Linked DNA regions of Homo sapiens: region 2 is linked to region 1. A link is an interaction called in ENCODE POLR2A ChIA-PET data of the cell type or tissue named here. Cell type or tissue: endothelial cell of umbilical vein. All regions are shown on one strand. Links, peaks and the distances in the headings refer to the core of each region. The heading gives the core; the rest is flanking DNA. Region 1 overlaps COLEC12 (collectin subfamily member 12). Region 2 has its middle 37 kb from the start of THOC1.

Region 1 (15,945 bases), core at 3,618-11,617:
TTAAAAGGTGTTGGACCTGTGTCATCATAATTTTGTTACTGACAGTAATAACATTATTTAAAAAACAGCTTCCATTGGGATATTTCTTATCATTTTTAAACCTTTTCAGTTATATAATTTCATTTTGTCAGTAAATCATTTATTAGTAGAATATTTAGTGAAGAAATTAGGCATAGATTGCCTTCACTTGCATTAGTGGACATTTAAGTTACATGAAGGGAAAACACTGATACACAACAAAGTTACTGATGAAAACACAAGGACTTTCTTTTTTAAAACTCTCTCGGCTTCCATAACACCACACTCTTTTGGTTCTCCTTCCAGCTCTCGGAAAATGTCTTTTCCGCCTATTTCACTGGGTCATTGGTAAGGTTTGGGATCTGTGTCTCCGCCAAATCTCATGTCGATTTGTAATCCCCAATGTTGAGGGGGGGCCTGCTGGGAGGAGTGACTGGATCATAAGGGCAGAGCTCTCATGGATGGTTTAGCACTAACCCTCTTTGGCACTGTATTGTGAGTGAGTTCTTCTGAGATCTGGTGGTTTACAAGTGTGTGGCATCTCCCCCACCTTCCTCCTGCTCTGGCCATTAAGATGTGCCTGCTTCCCCTTCACCTTCTACCATGATTTTAAGTTTCCTGAGACTTCCCTAGAAGAAGCTGCTATGCTTCCTGTACAGCCTGCAGAACTGTGAGCCAATTAAACCTCTTTTCTTTATAAATTACCTAGTCTCAGGTATTTCTTTATAGTAGTGCAAGAACTAATACAGAAAATTGGTACTGAGGTGTAGGGCATTGCTACAAAGATATCTGAAAATATCAAAGTAGCTTTGGAACTGGGTAATGGGCAGAGGTTGGAGGAGTGTGGAGGGCTCAGAAGAAGACAGCAAGATGAAGGACAATTTGGAACTTCCTATAGACTTGTTAAATCGTTGTGACCAAAATGCTGATAGTGATGTGGACAGTGAAGGCCAGGCTGAGGAGGTCTCAGATGCAAATAAGGAATTTATTGGGAACTGGAGTAAAGGCCACTTTTTCCATGCTTTAGCAAAGAGTCTGGCCACACTGTGCCCCTGCTTTAGGGATCTGTAGAACTTTGCACTTAAGAGTGATGATTTAGGGTATCTGGTGGAAGAAACTACTAAGCAGCAAAACATTCAAGATGTGGCTTGGTTGCTTCTAACAGCCTATGTTCATATGCGTGAGCATATGAATGAACATACACACCTCCATACACCTCTTTCAAGTAGGCATGCCCCAGGGCTCTGTCCTTGACTCCTGCTCCTGCCTCCTGCCTGCTCCCTGTCAGTGATCACATCCATTCTCATGGTTTTCACTCTCACATATGTTATGACCATTTCCCCTCCTATGAACTTCAGATTCACATCTTACTGACTGCTGGACGTTTCCACCTAAATGACCTGAAATTAGAGCTTATATTTAAAAGGGAAGCGGAGCCCAAAAGTTTGGAAAATTTGGGGTATCTGGTGGAAGAAACTTCAAAGCAGCAAAGCATTTATGATGTGGCCTGGCTGCTTCTAACAACCTATATTCATATGCATGAGCAAAGAAATGATCTGAGGCCAGGCGCGGTGGCTCATACCTGTAATCCCAGCACTTTGGGAGGCCGAGGTGGGTGGATCACAAGGTCAGGAGTTCAAGACCAGCCTGGATGATATGATAAAACCCCGTCTCTACTAAAAAATACAAAAATTAGCCAGGAGTGGTGGCAGGTGGCTGTAGTCCCAGCTACTCAGGAGGTTGAGGCAGGAGAATTGCTGGAACCTGGGAGGCGGAGGTTGCAGTGAGTCGAGATCACGCCACTGCACTCCAGCCTGGACAACAAAGCGAGACTCCATCTCAAAAAAAAAAAGAAATGACCTGAAATTGAAACTTATATTTAAAAGGGAAGCAGAGTGTAAAAGTTTGGAAAATTTGCAGCCTGGCCATGTGGTAGAAAAGAAAAGACCATTTCCAGGGGGAGGAAATCAAGGTGCCTACAGAAATTCACGTAAGTAAAGAGGAGCCAAGTATTATTAATAATATCCAAAATAATGGGGAGAAGGCCTGGAAGGCATTTCAGAGAACTTTGTGGCACTTCATCACATACAGCCTTAAACTCTTCTCTATTTTTTAAAGATGAAGCCTTTTCTCATACCTAGATGGTAACTTGCTCGAGAAAAAGAATAGCGTCACATATCTTTAAATGCCCAACTATGCGTGATCTAGTGTTAAGCAGAATAGATATTGTTGAGTGAATAAATTTCATTGGCATCAATGATCACTCACATACACCGTGTTGGAAAAAAACTTGAATTGTGCACCTTGTGCTCAATATATGATTTAGATTAAGAGCTTGGGTTCTGAAAGCAAATGTGGTTTCAAACTTCTACCATCTATGGGCCTATAACTTTGGGCAATTTATACAATCTCCTTAAGCCTCAGTTTCCTCACTGATAAAATGGGATACTTTCTTATAGCGCTATAGTAAGAATTAATTGAGATGAAACGGGGAGTACAGCACAGTGCCTGGCATATGGTAAGCTCTCACTAAATGGTGGCTATATAATGATCGCTGTTGATTCTTTTAAGGGCTTTGGTTGCTGCTTCTAGGAACCCCCTCTTCAGCAGAAGCATCTTCCTCCGCCTCACAACCACCACTATCAAAGAGCATTTGGTTAAGAACCTTGGAAGAAATCCTCTCATTAGCTGTGTGCTTCCAAGTGTTGGCTCTGGCAGGATTCTGTGGGAGGACGAAAGATCAGCTGCTATTACCCCAACAAAACCATAACTCTTTCCAATCAAAGCCAGGACCCAAAGATGGGCTCTCCAGGACTGACTTTCAGATTTATTTTTTAAGTTACTGTGTTCTGCCAATTTGTGTTGTATTTCTTTTCCACAGAACTTCACATCTGTTCTTCCTGCCACACAAGTGCCTATGAGCTTTGGCCACAGGTGCTTCCAAGTGGAGCACAGGGCAGCTAAGGAGGTGGGAAAGAATGCTGTGATTCTGTCCCACTGAAATAGCACCACTCAGGGGTCCTCCCCCATGGGAATTGGAAGTTAATATTTTACAAGTTGAAAGAATGTAACCAAAAGACATCATCCTAAAAACCAGCAGGAAACCAGAGTCATCTTTTATTACACACTGCCAAGTCCATCTTCTGATACACAGGAGAACTTCTGAACAACAAAGAGAGGTCTCTGGGGTTTGGTGGTTTATTTTGCTTCTTTCTCCACCCCAGTCCAACTTCCCCTCTTAAGATGTGTCAGTGAACTTAGCAAGCAAGAATTCTAAATTAGCATCGTATGATCAGTGTCACTGGCTTGTTCTGGAGATCACCAAAGATAGGAACGTGCTAGGAGACACAAGGACAAGAGGCACTCCTGGCCAGGTTGGGGATTTCTAGAATTTAAGAATTAATCAAGAAAGAAATGAGAGGGAGAAGGAAGAGAGAAGAGAAACTGGAAAATGAGAAGGATGAGGAAGGAGGAGGAAGAGGAAAATTATCAGCCAGTTTCCCCTGACCAGCATCCCCACCCTCAGCTACCCACATGCAGAGATACAGAGAGAGACACAGAGACAGAGACAGAACACAGAGCTGTGTGGTTGGGAGTGAGGGAACCAGACACATAGGATTTGGATTTGTCAGCGCTAAATGCTAAGTTCTCCCTCCTCTTCTCAACTTAAATAATGCCCCAGGGCTCAGTCCTCAGCCCTTATCTTCCCTGTCTATACTCTCTTCTTCTGTGGTCTCATCCAGTCCCTGGGCTCTATGCTAAAGACTCCTAATTTTTATGTGCAGCCACAACTTCTCGACTCAGATCCAGACTCATGCAATTACGCTCCACTGAATGTATAATAAGCATCGCAAACTTGACATAATAAAGACAAAATTCAAAATCTGCTCCTCCCTTCAATAAATGTACCCCTGTTCAGCAAGATGCTTAGCTCAAGCACCTAAAAGTCACCCTTAATCTCACTCTTTCCCTGATAGCCACATCAGCAAGCCTGGTCAGCTCTGCCTCTAACATACATCCCAAATCTTATCACTTCTCAGCATCTCCAGGACCAGTGTTCTAATCAAAGACACCATCACCTCTGATTTAGTCTAGAGGCACAACCTCCTACAGATCTCCCTGCTTCCGCACTTCAGCAGTCAGAGTGGGTTATGTTATGAAACATATCCGTTCTCTAGTTGAGCCCTCTGAAGGCTTTCCATAGACTCCAAAGCCCTCCCCATGGGCCCCCTGGTCTCAACATATTCTAGCCCTATTTCTTGACGTCATCTCCTCCATCTCCCCGCCACTCTATTGTAGCTACAGCTGGCTTAGTTCTATTCCTAGAACATTCCATGCTGTTTCCACCTGAGGGACTTTTTACTTCCCACACACCATGAGGCTACGATGCGCTTCCCAAATCACAGCCTCCCTCACTCTGTTCTTGTTCCCACTCCCACATGACCTCCTCCCAGAGGCCTTTCCTAACCACCCTATCTAACACAGCCACTCATCAGCCGGGCATGGTGGCTCACACCTGTAATCCCAGCTCTTTGGGAGGCCAAGGCAGGTGAATCACCTGAGGTCAGGAGTTCAAGACCAGCCTGGCCAACATGGTGAAACTCCATCTCTACTAAAAATACAAAAATTAGCTGGATGTGGTGGCAGGCGCCTGTAATTCCCACTACTTGGGAGGCTGAGGCAGGAGAATCACTTGAACCCAGGTGGTGGAGGTTGCAGTGAGCCGAGATCACGTCATTGCACTCCAGCCTGGGAGATAAAAGTGAGACTCTGTCTCCAAAAAAATAAATAAAACAGAATAGCCACTCCTCTCTATTGCTCCCTTGTCCTTGTCCTCTCCCTAGCATTTATCACTATTTGAATGACGGTTTTCGATTAGTTTGTTACCTGTCTTCTCATCTGCCATGAGGGCAGGTCTTTTCTGTCTCATTCTACAACTATTTCCAGAGCCTAAAACAGAGTCTGGCATATGACAGATACTCAATAAATAGCTGAACAAATAAATGTTGAGCCATTTGGACTGGCTAGAAAGGGCTTCCTATACTCAGAATTTTGAGTTTTATTTTCAATGAAAGACACATGTTGACAAAATCATACTTGACGATCACAGATGCTTCTGATTTTACTCCTGCCAGAAACATTCCCATCCCCTCACCAGTAGAGCCACCTTTATTAGCACAAACCCACAGCATCCTTCAAGAAGGCCAGAGAGAAACAAGGCTAAAGATCACTGCTTCCCGCTCCATGGCCGCATTGTGGCTAAGCGGAAAGTTACACTGGGAGATAAATAGAAATGAAAGGCATTGTGATGCTATAATGTGGTAAAAACAGCACAGCATACTTTATTTATTTTTGTTTTGTTTTATTTTACGCTTTTTTTTTTTTTTTTTGAGACAGAGTTTCACTCTGTCACCCAGGCTGGAGTGCAGTGGCACAATCTCAGCTCACTGTAAGCTCCGCCTCCCGGGTTCATGCCATTCTCCTGCCTCAACCTCCTGAGTAGCTGGGACTACAGGTGCCCGCCACCATGCCTGGCTAATTTTTTGTATTTTTTAGTAGAGACGGGGTTTCACCATGTTAGCCAGTGTTTTACTTTAAGTTCTGGGATACATGTGCAGAATGTACAGGTTTGTTACATAGGTATACATGTGCCATGGTGGTTTGCTGCACCCATCAACCCATCATCTAGGTTTTAGGCCCTGCATGCATTAGGTATTTGTCCTAATGCTCCCCCTCCCTTTGCCCCCCCCTCCCCTGACAGGCCTGGGTGTGTGACATTCCCCTCCCTGTGTCCATGTGTTCTCATTGTTCAACTCCCACTTATGAGTGAGAACATGCAGTGTTTGGTTTTCTGTTCCTGTGTTAGTTTGCTGAGAATGATGGCTTCCAGCTTCGTCCATGTCCCTGCAAAGACATGATCTCATTCTTTTTTACGGCTGCATAGTATTCTGTGGTGTATATGTGTCACGTTTTCTTTGCCCATTTGCACATTTTCTTTGCCCATTCATGGGCATTTGGGTTGTAAATAGTTCTTTGCTATTGTAAATAGTGCTCAGCACAGCACACTTTAACTGACACAATAGTTAAGTGTATCAAGCACAACCCAGGCAGGGTATGAAATCAGACCACGTCAGCCCTCAGGTGGTAGGACAAAGCACGTGGTGGGAGGCTGGCTGGTTTAAGAGGGTCTTGCAGTACCTTCTATGGAGCATTTTACTACTTTTCTGAATTGATCTTAGGCAAAGAATGGAGAAAAACATTTGACTTCCACCTTTATCCTGTCTCACAGAGGTAGGCATGACAGCATTAAAACCCAACAGGCACACTGTAGCTACTATGCCCAGTCTGAGTTCTCAATGAAGACCAAAAATAGTTCTTGGTGCTATGCTGTCTCTAGTTCCACAACCTTCATACAAAACACAAACCCCTCGCTGGTTTAAGAGTGCCAGAAAGCACTGGGGAGTTAGGGCCAATCATGTGCCGTGAGCAACTTGTACTCATAAACCAGGCCCACACAGATGAGACGCTTTACACAAGGAGGGAAAGGCCGCCCAGAAACATCCTCTGGAGAAATACTCAGTTGGCCGGGCTCTGCCTCCAGTGCCGGAACAGCAGGATGACTTCTGCGTTACCGACGATCTGTTCACCACACTTCACTAGAGCCTTCCCACACCTCCGCTTAGGAAGGTCACAAACCCATTTGGGTTAAATGCTCTTGCAGCTTACTGGAAACCCACTGGCAGCTGATGTTGTGTTTTGAGAATAAACGATGTAACCTGTAAGATTTCCAGAAGGCGTATTTTCTTCTCCAACAAAGAGCAGCCCGCTGACTGAGCTGTGGACCGCAAGCAGTGGCAGCCCCTTGGCTGCTCGCTATTTTGAGTCTGGAGAGATTGTTCACGAGGAGCACAGGCTGTTTGGCAACATCAGAGCTCTACCCAGAAAGCAAAAACAAAATCCGGGTGGTAAGGAAGAGCCAGGCAGGAATGCCTATATACCTGAGGACCCTGAGCCCCGTACTCTGTCTCCTTGGTGAAGTGCCAGCCCTCCCACTTCTCGGCTCGCAGGTCTTAAAGACAGTATTTTACTGCTTTTCCGCAGCATTTTCACGGCATTTTGTTAGGATGGTGGTTTGTTCACATTCCCGAGGGTTTTCTCTTGGCAAGGATCAGTGCAGCCAGGTAACTGCTCTTCCTCTTAATTAATCTTAATTAGATTACATGTAACAGCATGGCTGCACAGTGAGGCCTGCCGATCTGCTGACAAGGAGCAGCTTACCCTGTGAACGAACAGGCCTGACTGGGATTATGGACGCGAGCCGTGTAAATGGGAACGGAGCCCCCTAAGCCAACAGTCCTCGGCCTGCTGACACAGCTGCACAGAGTACCCAGGCACTGCAGCGCCGAAGGAGATTCAGTTACAGTGAAGAAATCATAACAAAGACAGGAAACAGATCAGCACACTCTGGATTTAACACCCTCCCTGGGGAGCTCTGCTGATTTCTAGGCTGCAGATGTTTTTAACCCTGCCTTGAAGAATGTCCATGTCACATGCTGGAGCTGATGAAGGCAAGTACAGTATTGAAGCAAAGCACACATATCCCAAAAGTGGACCCAAATCATGTTGATTAGAGCTTCCCCCATCTCTGCGAAAAGAGGACACAACTGTTAAAATCTGTAAACGATCTTTTGGTGGAGTTTGATGAGCAGTTGCGAAATGGATGCCCACAAAGCCTGGTGTTTATTTACTTAAAATGAGGTGTAAATGAAGCTCACTAGACTCTTCCATGAAGGGCTTCCTAGTCCCAAGAGTTGCAAAATGTCTCAGCTGTTTCCGACTTTTTGCTCTTTGCAGCACTCTATACCAAGCGGAGTAGAATGAAAACAAGCCTCCTTCATTGCGCATTTTTCAAAGTGACTGCCAACAAAAGCTGGATCCTTGACTGTTTAGTGCTTACGATTGAGGAGACGGCGTATCTTACTGGCAGGATATAGGTAGTTTTCCAACAGTTACAGTAAGTTTGCAGAATTGGAAATTTATATAAGTTCTTCTGAGTTACATAAACATGTCTATGACTGCACAAAGATGTGGTTCGCCAGAAGCACTGCATTTTCTTTGTGGCAAAGGGACTGGCCATACCCTGCCAGAAAAGTTCAGGCAAGAGGAGGACTCTAATGTTAGATAAACCTCAAGTCCAAAAGTTGGAAAAAGAGAAAAACGTTCAGCTCACTTGTGATCTGATTTTGTCCCATTTGCAGTTCTTTTACTGTTTTCCATGAGTATTTTTAAGAATGCTCACAGAGGACCTCATCAGGGACCGGAAACTCTAGCACTCATTTCCTAACATACCCTTGGAGCATCTCACTAAGGACATATTTTTGCTTCTCATGTTAAGAAAGCAAAAGGATCATTTTAACTGCTACTGAATTTAATCCTGTGTTTGAACAGACACAGATCTCTGGTAATTCAGAGCAACTGTCTTTTCCCCAGCTGAGCTTGCTGACTTACCCAGACAACTGAGAACACACGTGGGTGGGCTGAGGAGGGGAGAGGAGAAGTGCACCTGAACGATCCAGGTTGGCCCTCTCCTCTAGCCACAGGCATTGGCAAACTGCTGTTCCTGGTTGTCCAGACCCGTTTTCTGAAGGCAGCCTTCGCTTCTGTGAATCGGTGGCAGCTCAAGACCTAGGAGCTGAGGACCCCCTGATGGGGTAGCTTCTCCCACTACTGGACAGACCACCTGTTCAAAAGCCCCTTGTTATTTTGGACCTCTTCATCTAAACTGTCGTCTTCCAGACCTTAGGATCACAGATTCTGTCTCTATATGATCACTCCTCAAGACTTCTCTCTCCCACGTGAAGCCATTTTCCCCAGTTTCATTTCTGGTCCACCACTGCACCTCGTGAACTTCTCATTTTGCACAGGAGGTACTCAGATAACTTCTTTTTGAGACAGGGTCTTGCTCTGTCACCCAGGCTGAGTGCAGTGGCACGATCATGGTTCATTGCAGCCTTGACCTCCCAGGCTCAAGTGATCTTCCCACCTCAGCCTTTCAAGTAGCTGGGACCACGGACATGCTCCACCATTCCAGGCTAATTTTTTTATTTTCTGTAGAGATGGGGACTGGGGGCTGGGAGAGGTCTCCCTGTGTTGTCCAGGCTGGTCTCGAACTCCTGGACTCAAGCTATCCTCCCTCCTTGGCCTCTTTAGCAGCCGGGATTACATGCATGAGCCACCAGACCTGGCACTCAGATAACTTTTACTTGCTATCTGAAAAACTAGGTAGCTACAGCTGGATCACCCAGACTCTAATGAGGGGTCTGGATTGATTCAGGACAGGATGGCTCTTAGGTACAGGCAGAGAAAATCTCCTTAAGATTTGAAAGATGCCAACAAAACTTACTGTCCAGTCAATGTCAATCTGCCATAAGTCTGGAAGGTCATTTGCTGTGTCTTCTTTGGAGTTAAGCACTGCCCATCAGAAAAGTCTACTTTTGAATGAATGACCACTTGGAAGAGTTAGCATGCACAATGTCTGGCACACAGGTAAGGAATGGATTTATAAGTGACACTGTAAATCAGACAGCTTTCCTCATTGGGACGTATGTAAAACCCGAGTGGAGATATGAGGGGCATTTATGACCATTTTTGTCTACCCTAAAACTCTACTAAAGCCAGGTCCACATCAAGGGGCCCCAGCGCAGCTTTCTTTGCACATCTGGTGCAGCAGGTGCCCTATGCACACCGCAATGCCTGTGTCTAACCCTTCTGCACCTTCCAGAAGCTTCAATGGTGGAAGCAGAGCCAGGGCCAAGACAGAATTTCCTGCCTCTCCCATGCCTCTCAGCTATGAGAGTACAGGAGAGAAATGGATGCTTAGTACCATCTCAAAGGAGATGATTGCTCATACGGTTAACCCTGAAACCAATCTAGGAATCCAACAAAATACATGTGTTCAACACACATATTAGCTAATCAGATTGTTGTCTCTTAATTATCTTGTTTTCCAGTAAACCATCATGACCTCTCAGGACTTCCCAGGGGTACTGCCCTGAGGTTCCTCCTTTAAAATGGCCAAGTGATGAGTGATGACTGATTAGCTTGCCGAATTCTTCACTTAAGAACTCATCAGAGGAAAAAAAAGGAAAAAAGAAAAAAAAAAGAAAATAGACTCGGATATTTTGATCGGGCTGTGAGCTCAAGTAAGCAGCACAGTAAAACAGTAAGAACGTTTTTGACAAGAGACTTCATTCAAACATACGTGGAGTCCCCCTGCTGTCGGCCAAGAATAAAATATGGGCCAGCTCGTACCTAAATTTTATTCTTCTTCCGTGGTCATTCGGAATGGGCCACAAGAAAGACCAGAATTCTTCATTTACTACACGCCTAAGGTTTTATGGACTTTGTGTCACCTTTTGAATCCCCCATCCCCAGCCCAAGTTTCATTTTACGCATCAGTGAAAGCCTCAGCCAAGGGAAGAGGTTTTCTTCCCCGTGGAGTAGAATGCAGGAATTTATCTGTCTTAAGGTCTTTAGTCAAGCTAAATTATGTTACCTGAGTATGCTGCCAAAATACAGGTCTGTTCTCTGTTTTGAATCATGATATCACTAGTAGTAACCTCATGTCCAGACATTTGAGATTAAAAACACCAGTACATTGCGTGTGTTTTACAAAAGACAGTTGCTAAGTATGTTATGCCTTCAATATAGCTTTCCTGACAACCTCAACATTGACCTGCAACAAAAAGGCACGTGAGAAGCCCAGGGCCAACTCTCTAGAATTAAGTAATATTCACACATTAGCTGAAGGATGACCCAGTCACCAACCTCCCCCAACAGTCTGCTATGTGCATCCTCTCTTCTTTCCTTTTTGGGTCTGCAGTGTCTACCGGTCACTCTCCTGGGTTATACAACATAGATGGGCATTATCTCAGGCCAGCCCTTATTAGGTGCACATATCACTCGGAGGGTCAGAGAAGCGCCGTATCCAATTATCACAGGACTTTGCTTTAATGTCTTCATGGTCACGTTTCTATTTGTGTGATGAGCTAACTTTGAATGAAGGTTGGTTGGTTGGTCAGTCAAGGCTCACTGCTTAAAGCTGACTGGCATGTCTTTGACTCACCTTCTCACTCAAGGAACAAATGGATTCCTGGTCTTTCTGCAGTGATGAAAATAATTGCTAATAATCGGCTGAGTTTACCCAAAGGATGTTTAGACTGATTAATTTTATTTTTCCAGTACTTCAAAAAACATGCCTTGAAAATCATCTATAACAGCATTGTCCAATAGAAATATAATGCAAGCCACATGTGTAATTTAAATTTTTTCTAGTAGCAATATTAAAAGGTAAAAGGAAACAGGTGAAATGATTTTTAATAATATATTTTATTTAACCCAATAGACACCAAACACTATTATCTCAACATATAATCAACACAAAATTATTATGAGAGGTTTTCTTTTTTAAAATTTAAAAATTTTAATTTTTATCTTTTAGAGACTGGGTCTTGCTCTGTCGCTCAGGCTGGAAGGCAGTGGCCTGATCATAGCTCACTGCAGCCTCAAACTCCTGGGCTCAAGCAGTCCTCCTGCCTCAGCCTCCTGAGTAGACAGGACCACAGGCATACACCACCATGTCCAGCTAATTTTTTAATTTTTTAATTGAGATGGGATTTCACTATGTTGCCCACACTGGTCTTGAATTCCTGAACTTGAGCAATTCTCCTGCCTTGGCCTACTAAAGTACTAGGATTACAGATGTGAGACACTGTACCCGGCTAAGAGATTTTTTTTTTCTTTCATCTTGTCTTCCAACTTCAGGGTGGAGTTGAGACTTGCTGCATATCTCAATTTCAAGTAGCCACATTTTCGAGTACTCAGTAGCCACATGCAGCCTGTGACTACCATACTAGCAAGCTCAGGTACAGCACTGCCCTGTACTCATATAACAGGAACTTAGGGAAGGTGGAAGAATAAGAATGTTATCCAGGCTACATGGTAGCAAACCAAAGTGTATTGAGATGTACAGATAATGAGATGGAAATGAATGACGTCATATCTAAAACCACTCTTAGGTCATTCCAATTCTATCTCTTTTTAGTTAATACACATCATCCCAGTACTACAGCAAAATAATTCAAGCTGGTCTTTTTCCCTTTTTTGGTGAAGGGAATGAGGATACTTAATAATGAAGTGGTGGAACCACTTTGGGATACACTCAGGCAGTTCCTCCAAAGATTAAACACAGAGTTATCATGTGCCTCAGCAATTCCGCTCCTAGGTATATACCCAAGAGAATTAAAAACACAAGCCCACACAAAAGTTCACAGCAGCATTATTTATAATAGCCACAAAGTAGAAACTACCCAAATGCCTACCAATTGATGAAAATGGATAAGTAAAATGTGGTCCGTCCATGTCACGGAATATTATTCCGGATTTTTAAAAAATGAGGTACTGCTACATGCCACAACATGGATGAAACTTGAAGACATAAGCCAGACACAAAAGACAATATATTATGTGATTCCAGTGATATGAAACGTTCAGCACAGGCAAATCCATAGAACCAGAAAGTAGCTTAGTGGTGGCTGAGGATGGAAGGGTGAAAGGGAGTTGGAGGGAAATGAAAAGTGACTGCTAATGGATACAAGGGTTCTTTCTGGATGGATGAAAATGTTCTAAATTGATGGTGGTAGTTGCACACCTCTGGATTTGCAAAAAACTACTGAACTGGTACACCTTAAATGGGTGAATTTTATGATACATAAATTATATCTCTATAAAGCTGTTATTAAAAATAACGGAGGAGGACTCCCACCTGGCCTGTGAGGTCACCCCACACCACATGCATTTGATCAGGCTTGCCATTTTATCATGAGGTTGAGCATGTGACCACATGGATATGGATTTATAAGCATTCTACCAAGACAGACAATTGTTGAAATGTTGAAGCCTATACGTTTCTTTTACTTGAAAAAGGCAAAGTAGGGTAGCCCCAGTTTAATTTCTCCCCAGCTGGAGTTTATTAAGAAACATAAAGTGTAATAGCTCAGATTCAAGCCTTCCTCAGCAACAATGGAAGAACAAGGTTTTCTGATAGCTGTTCTCTCAGGAGAAGCGGGGGAGTCAGGGAGAGGGTGGCAGGTTCTGAAGAAGCCCAGGCTGAAACCGAGAGGGTTCACTTGATCCTGCCATTCCCACTGGCCTCCTCCTTAGGCTTCGTACCCAGAAAAAGCTTCCAACCTCTGCAGGCTTTCAGCATCAGCCCCTCTAGAAAGTGATTTACTTACCCTTGGCAAAGTAGTCATTGATTTTCATTTCATTTCATACTACCTTCATAATGTTTTGTTTTAGCCTTGGTTTATTGTTTCATTTTCCCCCCAGTCATAAATGTCTCCATTATTATACTGGCACACGGGTGAAGCCATAGTTGCTTAGTAATAAGTGCTTAGCATCTGTACCCAACTATAAATTGTTGCATTTGGCCAGAACCAACTAATTCAGAAGATCTATATCAATTAAAATCAAGAAAGTAATAAACCACACACACACAGAGAGAAAAATAATTAGTTGCTTAATCATCTCAATGCAATGAAAGGTGGCAGCATGTGTCGTAAACATGAGTGTGGGGATTCCTGTGGGGGCTGGGAGTTCGCTGAGACTGCACAGCGGGGGCTCGGCTCTGTTCTCTCCCCACCTGACCCTTCGGATCTCAGTGGACAGATGCTATCAGTTACACAGTCAGAGCCAGCGACATCTCGGAGTCACAGATAAAAGTGTCTTGTCTTTCGTATCTTTCTTCTCTCTCACTTCATTCCCGTTGTCACACGTCCATCACCAGCTTATTCACCGGTGACAGCCACAGCCCTCTTCCCCTAGCCCCCAATTTCCACTTTCTCTTCTTTCACATAAAACCATGTAGTAAATTAGACTGCTCCGTGAAAAGGCTGTCAGAGACCAGGCATTTTAATCAACTCAAGTTGAAATTCTTTTGCCTTGTTTTCTAGCTCACTAGCCTGGCCCATTCCCTGCACCTGCACCCTATGCCCTACAGCTCCACCCCCAGCCCGAGCTCCAGGAAGGAAGGTTTTTGACTGGTTCCCTTTCTTGGTTCTTTCTCTCCATCCCCACCCACACCCTGAGCTAATCCCTGCCTGTCCGCGTGTGCTCACTAGAGGCCCGCACTGCTGCTGCGCTTCTCCTTTTCCTTTCCCAATTTCCTCTTGTCTGGACTCATCTTTACCACAAACCTCCACGGATACACTAACTTGTATTATCTGCTATTGTTCCATGCGAGTCACTTTTGTCCTCTTAACTTGGCTGTAGCAACCTTGAGAGCAGAAGTCATGAGTCACTATTCTGCAGCCTCCTCAGCATCCCTAATAAACACAGCATCTCGCGACAGTCTATCACTTAACAATGGATCCCAGAGCTGGGTGTATGTATATGTGCTTCCCTCCTTTGAATGGGCCGCAGTCCATTTCCCCATGGGACAGGCACTAATGCTCCTCGTTGCTACTGGTGTACCTTCATTCTGTTTCCTCAGCCTTAAGGCACTTTCTCCCACTGACTGTCTGGGGACTTCCTCATTTTAATGCCTCTCCCTTAAACAGTCATCCCTCTTTACTGCTTTCTCTGAATCACTGGTTCCCCCCACTTTCTGCAGAATTAATAACTTCAGAATCTGGCTCCTCTATCCTCTATTTCCTTTCAAGCATTTCTCAAACTACAGTAGAGATACGTTGATCTTTTTTCTCCCCGGCTAGACTGGGAGCACCATCAATACTGGTGCTATGTCTTAGCAATTCAATCCCAGGGTCCAGCATCAGGGCCAGAATACAACAGGTACACAACATATACTGTTCAATCTCATCCAACGAACTCTCATTGTAAGGCCCAAGACTCAGGCAAATGAAAAGAACTCATTCCTTATTCCTATTGAGAGTTAGCAGGTTCACAGAACTTGGTTGGGGAAGCCCAGTGGGGTGTGCTCAGCACCAAGGCTGGGGGTGACACACTCTTGGGCTCTCCAAAGCTCAGGTTCTAGACGCTCCCATCACACTGGGGACCTCTACTTACAGGAAGTTTCTCCTGGGATCACATTCTCCCTCAAGCTTTTTTAAAGTTGACCCCTTCTTACCTGCTTTCTGGGAAGAAAGGGGAGATGGGAACAGACTTAAACAAAATTGTTAATTATGTTTTGTTTTGTTTTTGAGAAAGGGTGTCACTCTCACCCAGACTGGAGTGCAGTGGTGGATCTCAGCTCACTGCAACCTCTGCCTCCCAGGTTCAAGCAATTCTCGTGCCCCAGCCTCCCGAGTAGCTGGGATTACAGGCATGCACCACCACACCTGGATAATTTTTGTATTTTTAGTAGAGACAGGGTTTCACAATGTTGGCCAGGCTGGTCTCAGACTCCTGACCTCAAGTGATCCGCCCACCCTGACTCCCAAAGTGTTGGGATTACAGGCATGAGCCACTGCACCCAGCCAAAATTATTATGAAAAGTTTGTGTTTCACATTCTCCTTTCTGAGTTTCTGCCCCATCACTTGAAATTTTTATTTCCCAGTCTCAGGTGCTAAGATCCAAAGTTCCTTGAACCTTTCATCTCTCTGAAATACAAATCTCTTAAAAATAATTCACTGATTTCAGTTTGATTTTACAGGAAGAAAGTAACCTGATTAAATAATCCACCTTAAAGTACAGGTGACTATTAGTAACCATCATCATTTCTAAAATTTCCTAGTGTATTTATACTTCAAAAGAGGCCTATTATCTTAATTAATTTTAAGCAAAAAATAAAATAAATTCAAGCAAGGGTACTATTTTGAAGCAAAAGGACCTTCCCAGTCTTTCTAAAGGAGTAAATAGTTACCTATGGCCGGGCACAGTGGCTCACACCTGTAATCCCAGCACTTTGG
Region 2 (15,945 bases), core at 5,022-13,021, 150 kb before region 1:
CTTGGCTGCTTAAGTGGTCAGGGCCCAGAAGGAACCAGATAGGAAGGTCCGTGAAAAGAAAATGTAAGGGAGAAGCATGAGGATGAACCTACAGTTGCAGACACAAAGTATGTGTATCTTTGTAACTTAGATTAAATTAATGCCCACCAGGGAGCTCCCACTATAGAGGAAGCTCTGAACAATAAAGTGGACAGGATGTCTCCTTTTGTGGATGTGGACAGCTAATGCTGAGCCTTCACCATGACACCATTTCTTAAGGAGACCAGACCAGCCACTTGGTAGCAGATTGATTTCAATTTCACTTTGTCTTTATCAGAATCGATTACCTATGCTGCCCATATGTCTCGGTTAGCACCCATCCCAGCACTTACAGAATACCCGATTGTAGCAATGGGCACATGGTCATGAGATCCACTGCTCTTATCAGTTATTGGATCAACTGGAAGTAGCTAGTCTAACAGGAGAGTGGAAAGATTATTTGAAGGCTCAGGTAGGGTGCTAGCTTTGGGGCAATAGCCTGTAGGATTAGGGCACTGTTCTCCAGCAGGTAGTATATGCATGAAAACAGTGGCTATGGTGCTATGTTCCTGATAACTAGAACTCACAGGTACAGGAGCTGGGGAGTAGAAGTAGCTTTGGATTCCTTTACAATCACTGCTTCTCAAGCTTACGGCTTTAGGTTCTGCCATATTCATGGCTCTGGTTCTCACAGGGGAAACCAGGCAGTCGTTGAACTTGAAGCCGTGACTACTGCCAGGTCCTTTGAAGCTATTCAATGTCAGTGAACAAACTGGCAAAGAAAAGAATTACTACATTGACAGGTGAAATTGACCCTAATTACCAAGAGGAGCTAGGGCTGCTCTGACATCATGGAGTGTGACTGGAACCTGGGGGACTCAGTGGGGCATCTCTTGGTTCTTCCATGCTCAGGGGATAACAGGAAATGGGAAAGTGCAATAGCTGTGGCTCGATGAGGCCAGGCCGAGGCAGCCAAGGACTCAGTGCTGAAGTTCTGGGTCTGCCCATCAGTCAGGCAGCCTGGACTCCCCAGAGTGCCGGCCAATGGTGAGTGAAATCAAGAATGGTGGTGAGGGAGGGAAGTGAAGGTTTATCTATCTTGGGATCTGCTTTCCAGGGAACTCAAGAATGGCCCCCTCACCTGGCACAACATCTGGAACATAATGGGGGGGCCCTGTGTTGTTGACTGTGTGAATCTTTGATGAATACCTGAATGAGTAACTGTGCACAGTGCCCTGCAGTGAAAGTGCTCAAGTTAATTCATGTTTGAGAAGTGCTTCGGGATCTCAGGGGAGTCTGCATGCGAATGTGTGGCACTCCCAGCTCCTGCTTCAGCAAGGTGCTCTGCGTGTCCTTCCCACAGAACCAGGGTTCTTGTGGTGAAGGCTCACACACAACTTTGGAAGTGCACCAAACCACCTCTCTCCTTGCTTCCTCAAGACACTGTGTCACAAGCAGGAATTCATTATTCCTGCAAGTCAGAGTGACACAGAGAAATACAAGCCTTTGGGCCTAGCCATTTTCTTTCTCTCAAATAAAAAAGCCAAGTCACACATGGCTACAATTTGAATGCAATGTCACTTTCACACTTTATTGCTGCACACACAAACCAGCTGGATGTTTTTGGAAGTGACTGACTGAATTTAGTTTTTAAATTATCCCATGTACCTTATTTCAATAAATGACCAAAATAGCCAGTGCACGTAATATAATTACAGTGTTGACAGTGGTCTAAGGCTCAGTGAGATGAAACATTGCTTTCCCTCCACCCCTTCATTTCTCTCTTCTGAGATCAGTTGGTTGGAGATGAATTCTCAACTTATGAGCTATTTCTTGAAATGGCCTGGATGGGCCCAGAAGTGTTTTTGCCTAGCTCCTGATCATGAAAGCAGAAACTTTGCAGATAGGGTCATAAAATCTATCAGCCTTTCACTCAATTCCCATAATATTGCTTCCTCTTAGTCTTGACATACTAGTGGTTTGGCTCAATGATTCTCAACTCATAGGTCTCCAGCCCATTCTCAAATCCTAAAATTTTTGGTGGCATACCTGAAGAGAATGAAATACCCAAAACCACAGTAAATGAGTAAGCAGTAATTACCACGCCATCACTATTAGGGTTTAACACTTTCTCATGCTGTCTATAAAAGCATCCACAGTTATTGCCTCATTCACCTGGCATTTTTTCAGGCCGAAGGTGTTTGAGAAGAGCTTTTCACTGCCTTGACCTTTCAATGACATGCTTAAATAAGTATAAAATTCAACTTTGGTACTGGCCCAATAAAAATATACATTTTGTGTGGCACATATACACCATGAAATACTGCTCAGTCATAAAAAAGAATACAATCACGTCTTTTGCAGCAACATGGATGGAGCCGGAGGCCGATATCCTAAGTGAAATCACTCAGAGACATAAAGTCAAATATCACATCTTCTCACTCATAAGTGAGAGCTAAATAATTAGTACGCATGGACATAGAGAGTGGAATAATAGACTCCAAAAGGCGGGAAGGGGTTAGGGGATGAAAACAGTACCCACTGGGGACAATGTACACTATTCAGGTGATGGGTACACAAAAAGCCCAGACCTCACCACTACATGATATATCTATGTAACAAAACTACACTCATACCCCTTAAATCTATAAAAATAAAAATAAAAAATACATTTTGCTCCTACAATTACAGAGAGTTGCATATAGCTCTATATCCCTCTTCACAGCCTTCTCACCTTTGTGTTTCATCTTTTGAATATGTCTGCAACAGTAAGAATTCTAGCTGTACCAAAAATGAAATGTATACCATGATAGAAATTTGGCTGCATGTTAGCAATGGGTTTGTGGGATGCCACAGTGCTACATGAGACCTACCAGTTAAGAACCATGGGTCTGGCTAGTCCTGATGGCTTCTGTGAAGAAAGAAGCACAAGGGTGATGAGTTATGTTTGTTTAGATAAAGTTATCCAAAAATTAGGTAAAAGGATGACCATAGATGTGTGCATATGTCACCCTGCAGTGTTGACCCACCAGCCCATCCAAGGGCCATCTGAACCTCCAGGGGAATGTAACTTTGATGACTATATTGATTGTGGCTCAAACACTATAAAGTTAGATGTTAATGAAGGTAATTGGTAAGCTGCAAATGATTTTTGTCTGGCAGAGGGGCAGTTAACTTCTCTTTGGCTAAAAATATAATTCCAAAGGTTATGACTCCATTGCCCTGTGGGACAATTTTGTATCTAATTTAGTGGTCTTATTCTAAGAATCTTTATTTTTTTAATATATACTTTATTTTTCTATAACAGTTTTAGATGTACAGAAAAATTGAGAAGATTGTACTGAGGGTTTCCTTATACCCTGCACTCAGTTTTCCCTATTATGAACATCTTACATTAGCATGATACATGTTATAATGAGTGAACTGATATTGATACATCATTATTAACCAAAGTTTTCCTTAGTGGTTTTTTGTTTGTTTGTTTTTGCTTTTGTTTTTTTTTTTGGAGACAGAATTTCGCTCTTGCTGCCCAGGCTGGAGTGCAATGGTGCAGTCTCAGCTCACCGCAACCTCTGCCTCCCAGGTTCAAGTGATTCTCCTGCCTCTGCCTCCCGAGTAGCTGGGATTACAGGCATGCACCACCACGCCCAGCTAATTTTGTATTTTTAGTAGAGATGTTGATCTTCATCACCGGGCTAAGGTAGCGTTTGTCAGGTTTCTCCACCGCAAACTCACTCTTCCTCTTCCTTTCCATGCTGTGCTCTTTGGAAAGAAGTTATCTGCAGCCCACACCTAAGGAGTGAGGAGTTGTACTCCCCATCCTTGAGGATGGAGTAGCTACATAAATCATTTGGAATTCTTCTTCATGGGAGAGTTGTCTCTTCTCCTCCACTTAATAAATTATTCAATCATTTATTTTAACACTGTGGACTCATGGATGCTGCATATTGGGTTTATTTGTTGATACTGGGGTATTTTTTCTCTTGGGCTTGCAGTGAACAGAGCACAGAAATATATTTATGTATGTTAACTCATATATATATACACACATATCTATGCATACATAACATCTGTATCTATATGAAGCCAAACATGAGTTCATACTGATATCTCCAAGTCAAATCCACGACTGCATGGATCTTTCTAGCCTCCTTCTAGCTTATCCTTAAGTCTCACTCCAAGAGTGAGACACTGCCCCCTGCATCTGCCATCCATTTATTTAATTGATCAATTCCAGTAAACATGTATAGCAGCAGCAGAATTGTTCATCTGTGCCCCATGAGAAACCACTTCATTAATCAGGGGACAGTGGTGGTGTGCAGGTCCTTTTGCCTTTCGTCTTGCAGACCTCACTCATTTCCAGAGTTACTAGGTCAGCACATTTCCCCCCACCCTCTTCAGTGAGGTTGTTTCGTACATTTGTAATATAGTTAGATTCTCATGTTACAGACTGCATTTCTTCTTGGGATCCTTTGACCTCTTAAATGATTTTTTAAAAATTTTTAAACGTTAAAGTTCACTCTTTGTGCTGTAAAGTTCTATGGGTTTTGACAAATGTAAAACATCGTGCATCTATCATCACAATTCCCATACCGTTTTACTGTCCTAAAAATCTCCTGTGTGCCACATAGTCACCCCTCTCCCCTCCCCTCCCTTTTCCTTCCTGGCAACTACTAATCTTTTTTTGTTTGTTTGTTTTTAGTTTTTGCTAGAGATAGAATCTTTTTATGTCCCTACATTGCTAAGGCTGGTCTCACACTCCTGGCCTATGTCACAAAAGCAATATTTACATCATCCTAGAGGCAGAAGCATTTTATAAAAGTAGCACATCAAGTCATGATTGTCAAAAAGTTAAAAACATAATTTTTAAATAGGCAGTTCTCCCACCTCAGCCTCCCACAGTGCTGGGATTATAGGCATAAGCCACCATACCTGGTCCTGATCATCTTATTGTCTCCATAGTCTTGTCTTTTCCAGAATGTTACATAATTGGAATTATACAGTATGTAGCCTTTTCAGACTGGCTTCTTTCCGTTAGCAATGTGCATTTAAGGTTATGTCCTAGCTTTTTGTGGCTTGATATCTCATTTCTTTTTGTTGCCAAATTACATTCCATTGACAGGTATACCACAGTTAGTTTATCCATTCACCTATTGAAAAACATATTGTTGTTTCCAGTTTTTGGCATTATGAATAAAGCTGCTACAAACATTCATGCCTATAACCGTTTTTTCATTATCTATATCCTGACTCTGTAAGACGTGGATGTCCATGTCCTGTTTACTTTAAACCAGGTTTTCCATCCTGCTAGCTCCATCATTAATAACATGTACCCATTGTATATGTGTAGGAAAATATGTTTTTTAAAATTATTTTTAGAGATGGGGACTCACTGTGTTGCTCACACTGGTCTCGGACTCTTGGCCTCAACCCATCTTCCTGCCTCAACCTCCTCCTGAGAGCCGGGATTACGGGTGCAAGCCACCATGCCTGGCATGAAAATTATGTTTTTAACTTTTTGACAATCATGACTTGATGTGCTACTTTTATAAAATGCCTCTGCTTCTAGGATGATGTAAATATTGCTTTTGTGACACAGGGCACATGCCACGTGACGTGACTTCAGGCTCGCTGCTAACCTCATTTCCATAGGCAGGAAACTTGATGTGGCCTTGGGCTGGGTGTGGACTTCTAACACTGAGCCAAAGGAACATTTCTGACCAGTGGTGCTATTTTTGGTGACGTCTTACAAGAGTGGTTTTGAAGGTACCACTTTGCTTTTAAAGCTAATTAAGATGATTCTGTGTGCCCTGAAACGGTAGGTCACATTATGACTCCCAATTATATTATTATTATATTGTAAGGAGAGTGGGAAAATAGTGGAATGGAGATAGGACTAGGTTTAGGGCTCTGCTACCCAGCAGCAAGTCCATTAACACTCTGAGCCCCAGGGTCCTCATTTTGTAAAGTAGAAGCATAATAGCAACATAATAATAATAGGACTGATAAAATATCTTAATCCATAGAGGTATTTGGCCCTAAATAGATAAAATTATATGTGTGAAATAGTTTCTTTCTTTCTTTTTTTTTTTTTGAGGTGGAGTTTTACTCTTGTCACTCAGGCTGGAGTGCAGTGGTGCGATCTCAGCTCACTGCAACCTCCACCTCCCAGGTTCAAGCAATTCCCCTGCCTCAGCCTCCCGAGTAGCTGGGATTACAGGCACGTGCCGCTACACCCAGCTAATTTTGCATTTTTAGTAGAGACAGGGTTTCACCATGTTGGCCAGGCTGGTCTCGAACTCCTGACCTCAAGTGATCCACCCGCCTTGGCCTCCCAAAGTGCTGGGATTACAAGCATGAGCCACCACACCCAGCTCTGTGAAATAATTTCTAAGCACTATAGAAGAATAAATTATATGTCTACTGTAAGTATTGGCAAACTTTTTCTGCAAAGGGACAGATAGTGAATATTTTCAGCTTTGCAGGCCATTATGGTTTCTGTTGCAACTATTCAGCTCTGCCATTGTAGTTCAAAAGCAGCCATAGACAGTACACAATGAACACAGCTGTGTTCCAATAAAACTTTATTTATAAAAACAGACAGTGGGCTGTATTTGGCCTGTGGACTGTAGGATGATGATCCCCAGTCTAGTATGAGCATGGAAAGAAATAACCTTTCTCTTGAGATTTCTTCCAAATACAGTGCTAGGGAGGACATTTAATAATTTAGCCACTGTATTGATTCGCAGACTACAAAGTCCCTAGGTGGGATTAAGGAGTTGCTCGTCAGCCCAACTCTTTTTTTTTTTTTTTTTTTTTAGACAGAGTCTTGCTGGTGTCACTCAGGCTGGAGTGCAGTGGTGAGAACACTGTTCATTGCAGCCTCGACCTGCTGGGCTCAAGCAATCTTCATGCCTTAGCCTCCCTTGTAGCTGGGCCCATAGTTGTGCACCACCACAACCAGCTAATTTTTTTAAGTTTAATTTTTGGTAGCGGTGGAGTCTCACCTTGTTGCCCAGGCTGGTCTCAAACTCCTCAGCCCAACTCTTTAAAAAACACAGCTTCTTCCTTGCTCTCTTCTCAGGGTCTCATCTTTCCTATGGGTGGAGCTAACCTCCTCTTTAAGGAGCGGCCACTCTTTTGTCTATCCATAAAACTGCTCAGCCATTCATCTGGGCCATATTATTAGGTGTCTGGGCTGACTAAAAGCTGTTATTTCCTAAGCTGCACCAGGGACTTGAAAGATAGAATGACAAGGAAAGGAAGGAAACCAAGACTGCAGCTTGCATTTTAGGAGCCAGATGCTGTGCTAGGTGCTTTTCCTACATTAATGAAATGAAATTTGCAAGAATTCTGTGAGACAGGTATTAGTACATTCATTTTATATTTAGTACATGTATTTAATTTTACAGTTAGCCCATTCAGCTTCTCGTATATGTCAGTTTCTTGAGTACTGACTTCCCAATTTCCACAGGGAGCAGAAAATTTAATTTCATCAATTCAAAGTAACTCAGTCCCTTCTGGATCTAAATATGATTCCTACAGTTTCAAACTCAATTAATGCAAGATCTTCCTTCTCCCCCTCCTTCCCCTCCCCTAGGATGTTCTAGGTTTCTAGGAGGTTGGCATGTGTATCATCCTGCGATGAGAGGCGTTCAGCTGCACGCTGACCTCTGCCTTTGCTGAGTTCTGTTGAGAGCTGTCTTTTCTGGTCCTCATGGTCCTCTTGGGTTTCCTATCATGTTTGTGAAGATCACACACTCTTCTTATCTCTAGCCCTGGCTTCTTTGGTATTGTGGCTTGTGTTCAGTCACTTTCCTGTTCCTTGAGGGGCTCACAGGCACCTTTGGCTTATGGTTCTGTGAGACTGCCCTGAAGTTCATCTGACCAGGGCACTCCCTCAGCCATTGCCGGGTGTCTTAGTCCATTCGGGGTGCTGCTATAACAAACTGCTATAAACTGAGTGGCCTGTAAACAAGACATTTATTTCTCACATTTCTGGAGGCTGGGAAGTGAAGAACCAAGATGCTGGCAGATTTAGTATCTGGTGAGGGCCTGCTTCCTAGTTCATAGATGGCTCCTGCTTGCCGTGTCCTCACAGGGCACAGAGAGAGAAAGAGAGAGAGAGACAGAGAGAGAGAGAGAAAGTTAGCCCCGCTCATGTCTCTTCTTATAAGGGTGCTAATCCCATTCATAAGAGCTCCACTCCATACCTAATCACCTCCCAAAAACCCCATCTCCTAATACCATCACCCTAGGGGCCAGGATTTCCTCATATGAATTTGGGGGGGATATAAGCACTTAGACCAGAGCACTAGGCTACCACTCTGCAGCCATCTGGGATGCGAGCCTTCTCCATAAGACTTGAATTCTCCTGAGCTGCTCTGTGGGGAGCCAGGCAATGCTGTCTCTGGCCCTGGAGACAGTCTAAGGGTATCTGGGGTTTCTCTTTTATTTTCTAAATAAGTGGCATCAGTTTGCAAGCCCTCCCCAGCTGTGTAAGTGGTTTTGAGCAGTCTCTGCTGTCTTACCCCAGGAGGGCTAGCTGCTGTCTTTGTCTTGGATGACAGATTTTTTTTTTTCTTTCTGGAACTGCCTCCTAAATGCCCTGCGATAGCCAAGTTTCCAAGGAAAACGGCCACACAGAGCTCTGTCCACACAAGTGACTCACTGATGTGCCTCATGCCACCTCTAGGCTCTCCTGAGTTTTGCACGGCTTTATAGTCTCATACTAACTACATAAGGAGCTGAGACAGGGCTGGGCAGAGGGCAGAGTGGCTGCCATCAGTCATGCGACTGGAACCAGTGTGTCTGACAAAAGACGACAATGTCACGCATACTCTCAAACAGCAGCTCTGCCAAGAATGGCGCATCCTTGGCTGGGAGAGGCAGCCTGTCACCTTCTCCTGTGGTGACAAACCCTTGGTTGTTTGTTTCATTTCTTCTAGAAACAAATATGACAAGCTTGAGATCAGATTAAATATAGATCAGTTTAGGATTCTGTTTGTTTATTTGTTTTCTTTTTTTCTTTCTTTTTTTTTTTTTTTGAGAAGGAGTCTCGCTCTGTTGCCCAGGCTGGAGTGCAGTGGCGCGATCTCGACTCACTGCAAGCTCCGCCTCCTGGGTTCACGCCATTCTCCTGCCTCAGCCTCTTGAGTTGCTGGGACTACAGGTGCCCGCCACCACGCCTGGCTAATTTTTTTGTATTTTTAGTAGAGACGGGGTTTCACCATGTTAGCCAGGATGGTCTCAATCTCCTGACCTCATGATCCACTCACCTCGGCCTCCCAAAATGCTGGGATTACAGGCGTGAGCCACCGCACCCGGCCAGGATTCTGTTTGTTTTTTAATTCAATCCGATTCCTATTTATTGGGTGCATTTCATGTATAAGGCGCTGGGCCAGGTGATGAAAAAATGTAAAATAGTCCTTTTCTGCAGATGAAGGATGAGAAGGGAAAAAAAGTAAGAAAAGAAAGAGACCTAGCTACAGCCTCAAGAGATGCCTATTGCCTTGTGAGGGGAGGGGTAGACAAATACTCCGGGAACTCAAAAATCCCGGCAGAGGGTCAGTGCCTTCAGAGGAACAAAGGACGCATGAGAGAGTTTAAAAAGTTGTTCTGGTTGGTGTCTTCATGGAGGATGTAGCATTGAGGCAGAATTTGTAAGGAGGGCCAGATTTCATTGGGTGGAGGTGTGGATGAGGGGTATTCCACCTGAGGAAGCCAATCAGGGATATAGAAATTCCGGAATTCTTGGCCCTCTACAGACCCCAGACCACCTGCTATTAGAAGGAGGTCCCAGTTTGTTCCCCTGCTTTTTTTTTTTTTTCTCCAGGACTGTCTGAAACTTCAGTTATTGTATGAAGTTCCCAGCTCCCTTGAGTATGGAAATACACAAAAAGTGCTTTTCTGGGAAAATGGAGAATAGCTGGCCTTGGGAATGTGAAAGGAAATTAAATTTGGGGACCCCAAAATCATTTAGCGAAAGGGAAAAGTCGAGCTGGGAAGTGGGTCACACACACCTGCCTCCTCCTTCTGGTTCCTAAACAAGATGGCTACAAGATGAAAACTACCAGCCTGCCCCATATTTTGCTCATAAGGAAATTCCTGGTGAGCTGTTAAAACTTCACCATGGAAACGCAGATTGATAGCTTATCTTCACAGGTGCAGTCACTCTGACTGCCAGACACAAATGCATATCTGATTGTTCCCTACCCCATTTTGTCTGTGTTGTCTTATGCAAAATGCAGAGTCCCCACACTATTCCTCTGCCCTTTTTATGTGAAAACTGCGTGCTTCTCAATGTCCCTGCCCTTTCCCCTTTAAATTTGGAGCCCTCAAAATCATCTTTGGAAAAAGACATAGACCTGTCTCCCAGGTGTGTCCTTAACTTTTGCAAATGAATCTTCTAAAATGATTGATACTTGTCTTGTCATTTTCCTCCATTGACAGGAAAAAGGATAGGAAGTCTGTCCTAGAAAGACAGAGATAGTAGGAGAAGCGGGGGGACAGAGCTGACTTTGCGTGTAGAGGAAAGGAGTAACAAGTCAATGGAAGTGACAATGGACCTCTTAATGCTTCAGAATACCACAAAGAAGGGGCAACCGAGTGAGAAAAAAAGAGATGTGTGTGTAGGTGTGTGTGGAGAGAGTGGATTTGAAGGATGAAGGCAGAGCTGTGTCTGTGGCCATTTGCTTCTGTTTCTTTGGGCTAGCCCCGGTCCCGTCAATCAGATAATTCATCCAGGAAGAGCCTTTTGGCACATACCTTGGGCTCTGAGGAGCTCTGTCCTGAACATTTGGGCTCTTTCTGTAGTGGAGGTGGCCCTGTCCCCTGAAGGCACAAAATTACAGTCAGTGTTACAGGAGAAAGCACTGCAGGCCAGGATCACAGCGCCGAAGTGACAACGGGGATCACCTCCATGGGCCTGATACTGGACTCCAAATGTGTTACCTGCATTTTCTAATTGAATCCCCACAAAACCTCAGGTGGTCACCAGTGACCGTAGAGAGCCCCTTTTTAGGAGGGCCGTGGGAGCCAGATCTGCAAGGCGTAAAGGAGTGTGAAGGCAGAAGGGGACGGGTGCTTGCAGGTGTGGACCATTCTTTTAAGAAGTGTGCCAGTGACAGGAAGGGGGCAGAAAAGGTGGCAATTTAAAAGAGAAAAAGAAAATTCTTTTTTACAGTTTTCTTTTTACTAAAACAATTCTTTTTTGGAATGAGAGGAACTGAGGGGAAGGGAAGGAACAAGCAGCAGAGAAGAGGCTGAGAATGCAAGAGAGGGCTCCCTGGAATGGCCTGTTCTCTGAGGGAGGAAAGGGGCGGCACCTTCCAGCGGTGCAGGTGCAGTGAGTTAGTTCTGGTTCTGGGAACAGGCATGGAGGGAATGGGGGACACAGCTGGAGGGGAGTTCTGTGGCCCAGGTGAGAGAAGCTTCTTCACCAATGAAGAAGGGATAAATAGGTAAAGGCACAGATATCGATATAGTTTGGCTGTGTCTCCACCCAAATCTCACCTTGAGTTGTAGCCCCCATGATTCCCACATGTTGTGGGAGGAACCTAGTGGGAGGTAATAATTGAATCATGGGGTGAGTCTTTCCCATGCTGTTCTCGTGACAGTGCATACATCTCACGAGATCTGATGGTTTTATAAAGGGCAGTTCCCCTGCACATGCTCTGTTGCCTGCTGCTATGTAAGACATGACTTTGTTTCTCCTTTGCATTCCACCATGATTGTGAGGTCTCCCCAGCCATGTGGAACTGTGAGTCCATTAAACCTCTTTCCTTTATAAATTACCCAGTCTCGGGTATGTCTTTATTAGCCTTGTGAGAACAGACTAATACAGATAGATATTAAAGTGGGCGGGAAGGAGTTTGAAGAGCACATTTCATTGGCCTCAACCTTTTTAATAAAACAGGAGAAATAGACATTTACTGCGAGTGAAGGAGGCATGGAGGGTGTTATGGGCTGGATTGTGTCCCCCAGCATTCCTATGTTGAAGTCCTAACCCCTAATGCCTCAGAATATGACTGTATTTGGAGATAGGGTCTTTAATGAGGTAATTAAATTAAGTGCCTGTTGTGGCAGGTGCCCATCAGTGAGCTGAATTTCAGAGGGAGGAAAACTGTCTCCACAGGCGGAGGAAAACCGCAATGCCAGACACCAGGGCCAGCTGACCAAGGAGCCACTTCTTACGCAGACTCTGGAAAATGCAATGCATGGGACCTTGCTGGCTGGGAAGGAAAATGAAAACAGGAAAAAATAATTTCCAGGGCTCTATACATTAATTTTCAAACATTATGACCACAGAGTTGAAAAGTGAGCAAAGAGGATCTTGAGCAGGTGATTTTTTCATACCCTAAAAAAAGTGTGTGCTGCGGAGTCAGCTCTTCCTAATCCGTCAAAATCTAAACCTCAGGCTTGGGGTTCAGGGGAGAACCTGAGTGGATTTCGGGGGCAGGGCAGTGCTTTCTGCACTGAAAGAAGGACTTGTTCAAATGGACTCTGGGTTGAAAAGTAACAGTTGTGCTCCTAGTTGGTCCCCAGTCTCTCTCTGTCTGTCTCTATCTGTCATCTACCTTTCTTTTTCTAGGCTTTTTTTTTCTTTTTTGAAGAAACACCAAGGTCTCCATGAAGGTGCTGGTCATTAGGACTCTCAGTAACCTTCGCCCAGGGAGGTTGTAGGTACAGGGTTGAAACAGGTGAAGTTCTGGTGTAAAATAATTATTTCTTTGCAAAGCTTCAATTAAGTGGCATCTTATAGGACCTGAAATCCAGAGTACTTTATAAAATGAACCCCAAACCATATATTTGGAGAAACAACAGCTTCTTTTCACATCGTATTCTGCAAATAAAAGCACAAAAAATAATTATTTAGAAATGAGGTATTAGCAAAGACATAGCAAAGACAGAATCAACCTAGATGCCCATCAACAGTGGACTGGATAAAGAAAATGTGGTACATATACACCTGAGAATACTACACAGCCATCAAAAGGCCCAAAATCATGTCCTTTGCAGCAATGCTGCTGGAGGCCATTATCCTAAGCAAATTAATGCAGGAACAGAAAACCAAATACTGCATGTTCTCACTTATAAGAAGGAGCTAAACACTGAGTACACCTGGACGCAAAGATGGGAACCGTAGACACCGGGGCCTACCTGAGGTGGGAGGAGAGGAGTGGGGTGAGGGTTGAAAAACTATCGAGTACTATACTCAATACCTGAGTGACAAAATTATTGCAACACTAAACTCCTGTGACATGTAATTTACCTATGTAACAGACCTGCACATGTACCCCTTGAACCTAAAAGTTGACTTTTAAAAAAGTTATTAGCTAGCACCATCAAAAAAACAAAAAAAAAAACAAAAAACAAAAACCAGATAAAAGACAAGTGCAGTGGCTTGTGCCTGTAGTCCCAGCTACTTGGGAGGTGAGGTGGGAGGATTGCTTGAGCCCTGGAGTTTGAGGCTGGCCTGAGCAACATAGTGAGATTCATCTCTAAACAAATGAACAAGCCAACAGACAAACAAACAAACAAAAAACCAGGTGGTGTTAATGCTACAGCACTTAAAATGTGGTAATTATATATGCTGACTAAGCAAGAGAAAAATGGATATTTCATTCATTTTACTATCTATGAACATCATAGTGAAAGGTTGAAGGTAGGAAATCTTTTTTTTTTTGAGGAGGGCAGAAATTATAGATTTAACAAAACATGTTTGCAGGTCCATTGAGGACTCTTGCTTTCTATGTTTGAGTAGGATTTCCCAAAGCATCAGACTTCTGTGCCATTTCTCTTGTGCCACTTTCCTCTCATATCTCAGTAAGCGGGATCTGGAGCTGCCTAGTGGGGCTGAATCCAGCCAACCTGTCCCACATCCTTCTGACCTTCAGTCCCTTTTACTTGGCCTTTCAGAGTTTGGTCAAGGTGCCAGGAGAGATGCTTCCAGTATGATTTGTGGGGAATCAAAATGACATATTCCTACAGACCATGAGGAGGGGGAAGAAGCTATGGAGAAACTGCTTATGGTGAGGACCAAGTCCCCCCATTCATTCATTCATGCATCCCTGCATCCATCCATCCATTCATCCATGGATCCATCCATCCATCCATCTATGCATTCATTCATCCATGCATCCATCCATCCTTCCCTCCATCCATCCATCCTTCTATCCTTCATTGGCCCCTATTCTATGCCTTATAATAAAGGGAGAACAAAAATTCCTTGATTTGAGAGATATTTAAATTTGTTTTATTCATTTTGGGTAGATTAGATTTATATCCATACAAAGTTGAAGACTAGTGTACTGCATCAACATTTTCAAACTCTTTAGAAACAGTGAACCTGAAGTGAAATCACACATATGACATACATATGTAGTCCTTCTGACTAGTGATCCAGAATTCCACCTGCTCTGCAAATACTCTCCTCCCATTCACTGTGGCACCTTCACAGTCTTCCCAGGGCCCCCTGAGCAATTCAGAGACTGCTGTACTTTTGTATGAAACAAAGCCTTGATGGTGTGGTGCAGGCAGTGGATCTTAGGAGAGGCTTGCTGGGAGATGGAGAATATGGAGGAAGGGGGGGATATGGGCTGTGCCCTGAAAGGGGACTCATGTTTGCACCCATGAAAAGAAGGGGATGCATTATGTGGTAAAGTGCAGGCCAGGAATAGGATGAGCAGAGGCCCTCAAGCCATGAAAGTGGGTGCGGTCAAGAGGTGGGGGTGTTAATCAGGTTTCCACAAGAAAAAGATGGCACACTCAGGCTGGGTAATTGAGGAGAGTTTAATAAAGGGGCAATTGACAAAGATGTGGGCAGGCCTTAGGGAAAACAACAAAGGATAGTGCAGGATCTTTGGCTAATGGCAGCTGAGAGTATCACTAGGGGCAAGAGGAGGTTGCTACTCCTGGAGCTGGACAGAGAGCCGGACGAGGCTGGTGTGGTGGCTCGCACTTGTAATCCAAGCACTTTGGGAGGCCAAGATGGGCAGATTGCTTGAGCCCACGAGTTCGAGATCAGCCTGGGCAAAATGGTAAAACCCTGCCTCTAAAAAAATATAAAAATTAACCAGGCATGGTCGTGAGCGCCTGTAGTCCCAGCTACTTGAGAGGTTGAGGTGGGAGGATACCTTGAGTGCAACAGGTCGAGGTTACAGTGAATCGAGATCATGCCACCACACTCCAGCCTGGGCATGCAGTGGCACTGGCAGGAGAGAGTGCTGGACCAACTGATGGGAGATATGGCCTTTGGCAGAGAGATAAAATCTATTCCTGGTGACCTTCAGAGAGGAAACCAGGGAAATAAACACCTCAACTTCACTTTCTCCTGCCAGTGCCTCTCATTGTCCAAACACAACTGGTTGCCAGAAGCCAAGGGAACCTGTAAATATCTATCTCCCTGAAGCCCAGAGAATGGTGGAAAAGTGTGGAGATGGGATCTGAAGGGACAAATAGAAAAGAGCCACATAGACAGCTGCTAGGTTAGGGCCCAAGGACCCGTATGTTAGCTGTTGCCCCAATGATGCTGTGTAATGAACAACCCAAATCTCCATGGGATATATATATATACAGCATTAAGCATTTATTCTCACAGTCTGGGTTGACTGATCTCAGCTGGGCTTGGTGGGACTGCTTTGCTGCAGGCTCTGAAGGTTGGGCTGGCTCTGCTTCTCATCACAGGTCTGTTTGGCTGGGGCAGCTTTGTTCCAGGTGTGTTCACTCTAGGGCCCTGGCCACAGGAACAGAGGCGAAGGCCAGGGGAACTCTGCACGGTGATGGCAGATATGCAAGAGGGCAAGCCCAGTGACCCTGGTGCTTTCCAAGGCTTTGGCTGTATCACATCCACCAACATTGGCCAAAGCAAGGCGCGTGACTGAGCCCAAGTCAAAGGGCAGGAAAGTACACTCCTCCCATAGAGAG

What was found. Peaks named below come from ENCODE experiments on the same cell type or tissue, not always from the same donor. Only the 100,000 strongest peaks of a DNase experiment are listed, where the experiment ranks them.
Region 2: POLR2A ChIA-PET joins it to region 1 with 5 read pairs; 2 of 35 experiments call an interaction of 5 or more read pairs at or near these places.

The regions. Positions count from the first base shown.
Region 1 is chr18:449,888-465,832 of GRCh38, forward strand. All of the region lies in intron 2 of COLEC12 (collectin subfamily member 12), which reads right to left. Among named protein-coding and RNA genes, the nearest start is that of COLEC12, 43 kb to the right of the region's middle. In endothelial cell of umbilical vein, for the core only: no CTCF peak of the experiment used is centred there; DNase peaks (open chromatin) are centred at 7,454 and 7,864; H3K27me3 peaks cover 105 bases.
Region 2 is chr18:296,627-312,571 of GRCh38, forward strand. No RefSeq gene overlaps it. Among named protein-coding and RNA genes, the nearest start is that of THOC1, 37 kb to the left of the region's middle. In endothelial cell of umbilical vein, for the core only: no CTCF peak of the experiment used is centred there; no DNase peak of the experiment used is centred there; H3K27me3 peaks cover 909 bases.